Linked DNA regions of Homo sapiens: region 2 is linked to region 1. A link is an interaction called in ENCODE POLR2A ChIA-PET data of the cell type or tissue named here. Cell type or tissue: Panc1. All regions are shown on one strand.

The links. ChIA-PET counts read pairs that join two places held together with the same protein. Peaks named below come from ENCODE experiments on the same cell type or tissue, not always from the same donor. Only the 100,000 strongest peaks of a DNase experiment are listed, where the experiment ranks them.
Region 2: POLR2A ChIA-PET joins it to region 1 with 17 read pairs; 3 of 35 experiments call an interaction of 5 or more read pairs at or near these places.

Annotation. Positions count from the first base shown.
Region 1 is chr1:51,215,764-51,218,263 of GRCh38, forward strand. All of the region lies in intron 1 of LINC01562 (long intergenic non-protein coding RNA 1562), which reads right to left. Among named protein-coding and RNA genes, the nearest start is that of LINC01562, 18 kb to the right of the region's middle. In Panc1, no CTCF peak of the experiment used is centred here; no DNase peak of the experiment used is centred here.
Region 2 is chr1:51,513,441-51,515,940 of GRCh38, forward strand. The region is part of intron 1 of EPS15 (epidermal growth factor receptor pathway substrate 15); the gene reads right to left. Among named protein-coding and RNA genes, the nearest start is that of EPS15-AS1, 3.6 kb to the right of the region's middle. In Panc1, no CTCF peak of the experiment used is centred here; no DNase peak of the experiment used is centred here; H3K27ac peaks cover 2,121 bases.

The DNA.
Region 1 (2,500 bases):
TAGTTCAGGCCCCAATATTAGACCATTGCAACTGAGTCCTAACTACCTTTTCTCTGCCTCCAGTCTCTTCCATTAGTCCATTTCCCCTTGCCACCAGATTGCTGTTTCTAAAACACAGAGCTAATCATATGACTCTCTTGATTAAGAAAAACAGAAAAACAACTTCAGTGGCTCTCACAGCCTACTGGATCAAGTACAAACTCCTTTGTCTAGTATTCAAGGTCCTCCATTAACTGGCCCCAAACTACCTCCCAACACACACACACATACACACACACACACACACACACGTTCTTTCTCTAAATTTCAGCTTCCCTGAATGTTATTCTTAGAACACAGTGAACTTTCATTTCATCAAATATTTGTATGTGTTTTTCTCTCTAAAATGCCCTTTGGCCTACCAGTCTTCTCTTTCTCTTTTTTTTTTTTTTTTTTGAGACAGGTCTCACTCTGTCACCCAGGATGGAGTGCAGTGGTGCCATCTCGGCTCCCTGGAACCTCCGCCTCCCAGATTCAAGCAATTCTCCCACCTCAGCCTCCCAAGTAGCTGAGAGTACAGGTACACACCACCATGCCTGGCTAATTTTTGTATTTTTTTTTAGCAGAGTCAGGGTTTCGCCATGTTGGCCAGTCTGGTGTTGAACTCTTGCCCTCAAGTGATCCGCCAGCCTCAGCCTCTCAAAGTGCTGGGATTACAGGCGTGAGCCACTGCGCCTGGCCCAAGTCTTCTCTTTTTAAGACCCAGTTTAGGCTGGGCACTAATATAAAAATTAGCCAGGCGTGGTGGCCCGCGCCTGCAGTCCCAGCTACTCCGGAGATTGAGGCGGGGGGATAGCTTGAACCTGGGAGGTGGAGGTTGCAGTGAGCGGAGATCGCACCACTGCACTTCAGTCTGGGCGACAGAGTGAGACCTGTCTCAAAAAAAAAAAAAAAAAGACTCGGTTTATTTTACTGCAGTTTCAGAGTGAGAAAAAAGAAAAAGAAAAAGATCCAGTTTAAATGTTGCTCCTAATGGTTAAAATCATGATGTCTGTTCCACCTGGGTCCAATCCAGGATTACTTAATGGGTGACCTTGAGCAAGTTACCTAAACTCTCTTTCCTTTAGCTTCCTCATTTATATAATGTGGGAAATAATAGTAACTACTTCTTAGAGTTGTAGGTCATAAACCAAATAATACATGTAAAACATTTAGAACAATGCCGGGCATCTGATTAGAGCTCAATGAATGTTAGCTCTGATTTAAAATAATGATAAATTAATAATGAATAAAGAAATAATACATAAATGTCCTATTTCCTGAGAAGATTTTCTTATTTATCCAAAGAAATATAATCATTTCTATCACAATACATTCACAGTTTATACTGCTTATAACATTTATTTTCACATCTCTTCATACAATTTCTGGAAGATAGAATGTGTTAAAAAAATTATTTGTTTAAAATGAGGTCATATTTACTATTCAAGGTTGTTTTTTTTTTTCTTTCTTTAGAGATAAGGTCTCACTGTGTCAGCCAGGCTGGAATGCAGTGACATGATCATAGCTCACAGTAGCCTCAAGCTCCTAGGCTCCAGCAATCCTCCTACCCTAGCCTCCCGAGCTGCTAGGCAGGTGTATGCACCACACTGGATTTTTTTTTTTTTTTTCTAGAGACAGAGTCTCACTATGTTGACCAGGCTGGTCTCAATCTTCGGGCCCCAAGTGATCCTCCCATCTTGGCCTCCCAAAGTGTTGAAATTATAAGCATGAGCCACCATGCCTGGCCAAGTTTTTTTTTTTTTTTTTGAGAGGGAGTCTCGCTCTGTCATCCCCCAGGCTGGAGTGCAGAGGCACAATCTCAGCTCACTGCAACCTCTGACTCCCAGGTCGAAGCGATCCTTCTGCCTTAGCCTCCTGAGTAGCTGGGATTACAGGCACCTGCCACCATGCCTGGCTAATTTTTGTATTGTTAGTAGAGACAGGGTTTCACCATGTTGGCCAGGCTGGTCACAAACTCTTGACCTCAAGTGATCCACCCACCTTGGCCTCCCAAAGTGCTGGGATACAGGGTGAGCCCGGCCTCTGGCCAAGTTTTTTTTTTTTTTTTTTTTTTTTTTGAGACGGAGTCTCGCTCTGTCACCCAGGCTGGAGTGCAGTGGTGCGATCTTGGCTCACTGCAAACTCCACCTCCCAGGTTCACGCCATTCTCCTGCCTCAGCCTCCTGAGTAGCTGGGACTACAGGCGCCCGCCACTATGCCCGGCTAATTTTTTTGAATTTTTTTAGTAGAGATGGGATTTCACCATTTATTTATATTTATTTATATTATTATAATATTTATTTATATTAAATAAATAAAATAAAATATTTATTGCTTTTTTTTCTTTTTTTTTTTAAACAGGGTCTCATTCTTTTGCTCAGGCTGGAGTGCAGTGGCTTGATCTCGGCTCACTGCAACCTCTGCCTCCCAGTCTCAAGCAATCCTCCCACCTTAGCCTTCTAAGCAGCTGGGGCTACAG
Region 2 (2,500 bases), 300 kb after region 1:
ACAATAAACAGCTTACACAAAAGAATATACATATACAGTATACATATATATTTATTCGCATATACACAGACTATTACTGGAAATTCACACAAGAAACTGGCAAGAATGGCTGCCTCTGGGAAAGCAAATGAGGGCCTAAAGCAGAAAGAAGACTTCACTAGCATTGTATGAATTTTTTTAACCATGAATTTATATTGGTTTTTTAATTTACTAACTATAAAACCTAAGTCCCAAATTCTGAGCCTCAGTATCCTCCAATTTGAAATGATGATAATAATAGCTTAGTTCATAGGTTACGCTTTGTTAAGTTATAAAGCAGCACAAAAAATTATAAATTAGTCCTCTAACTGAATTGTCCAAATCAATTAATATAATTATTATCATTCCTCTAATCAATTTCTCTAAATGTTTAGGATGAAAACTAAGTGTAGACACAATCTTAGAACACAAAGCTTTACTTTACACGTAGTTATTGTGTATTCAATTTAAATGAATAAATTCTCAAAAATGCCATAGAGAAAAGCTAAATCAGTTGATTACAGAAGGAATACATTCTCACTGTTGAAAACAAGGTAGATAAAAACTACAACCATGCTACTATAAAATTTTAGTGTTTTTTTTCTTCCAGGCTTTCTTCTACGCATGCTTAACTGGGTTAGATCATTTGTCTAAATAAAAAAAGTTCACTTTACTGTAATACAGCATTCAATTTACAAGATTCCTCAGATTATTAAAAACACCTAATAAATATAATTAATGAAGGCATACCTTGTTGATTCAACTGCTTTAAAAATGAAACTCCAGCATATGAATTTGCCTAATGAACTCTGCCTGGAGTAACTTTTCGTTTATTATTTCTACCAGTTCTCCAACTAACCAGATCTCTCTCAGGCCATTTACTTGGTTTTGGTTTCCAGAGTACTGATTTTTTTTTTAAAAACTTTTATTTTAGGTTCAAGGGTACATGTGAAGGTTTATTACATCAGTGGACTTGTGTCATAGGTATTAAGCCCAGTACCCAATAGTTATCTTTTCTGCTCCCAATTTTATTAAGCCCCAAACTCACAAACAAGTATATAAAGTGCTTTTTGTAATTCCCTAAAGAACAAGTAAAATATCTTAGATTAGGCCTTTAAAATCACACTATTAGAGATTGCAGAGATTCTGAACTATGATTCGTTGCTAATGATACTCAATCTTTTTCTATTACACGTTAGTCTGTTACTAGCATTCTGTCTGCAAATAGAGTGAAAACAAAGGAATGCACTCTTAGATTATTCCTGAGAGACTTGCTATTGGATGAACTTGTTCCTAATTAATTTTAACTATGACAACCTCTCCCAAGTGCTGAACATTTCAAGCCATCTTTGAGAAGGGTTAGATATCTCTCTCAAGAGATTTCCTGAGTATATCGAACCATAATTATAGGCAATAAAGAAAAACATCATTAATGTGCCTTTCCCATTGTAGGAACTCAAATATCTGTCATGTTGAGAACAATATCACTTTTCTGCTTCTGAGAACATGTTGTCATTTTCAAACTAACCTGTATTTACTGTCATAATTGTTAAACCAGACTACTAAGATGATATGTTTATTAGCACTTGTACTGCGTACTTGTTTAAAAAATGAAACTGAAAATAAACACTACAAACTGTGAAATTATGGGAGATGTTTTCCTCTAATTTCCAAGTTTTCTGTAATACAGTTATATCACTCTTGTAATTTAACAAAAAAAGCATTAGAACTGTTGTTATACCATTTATATACTAGGATTTTTAAAATTAAGTCCCTACTTAAGGGCTTTTTTATTACTTTAAAAAAAAAAAAGAATCTGACAACATAGTGAGTGAGTCCCTGTCTCTACAAAAAAATTTTAAAAATTAGCTGGGCATGGCGATGCACACTTGTAGTCCCAGCTACTCAGGAGGCTGAAATGGGAGGATCCCTTGAGCCCACAAGGTTGAGGATGCAGTGAGCCTGATCATGCCACTGTACTCCAACATGGGTGACAGAGTGTGATCCTGTCTCAAAACAAAACAAAAAAAAAAAAAAATTCTTGCTAAACTAAAGCAAGAAAACCAGTATAAAGCTGAATTGCTAAAAGACTATTTTAAATATTCAAATCCTATCTCAGTAAAATAAAACCTTTATCATCAATAGCACTAACTTTGAACACACAATTGTATCATCCAAGATATTATCAAAGGCACTAGAGATTCAGAGGCAAAAACCATGGCTTATATCCTCAAGAGGCTTACTACTTAAGACAATGGCATATGCCGAAAAAAAAGAACAAAAAATGTAAGGGAGCGTTGGATAGGCCAAGCATCTAGTACATAGAGAAGAACAGTGAAATAGCTTTTGAAGTCCTACAGACCTTGGTTCAAATCGTAGATTCACCACTTACTAGCTTACTTACTAGCTTCTCTAATTTGTAAAACATATCGTTAGATTCTAAGTGTAGTAAAATTCCTGGCATATAGTAATTCCCAAAGGG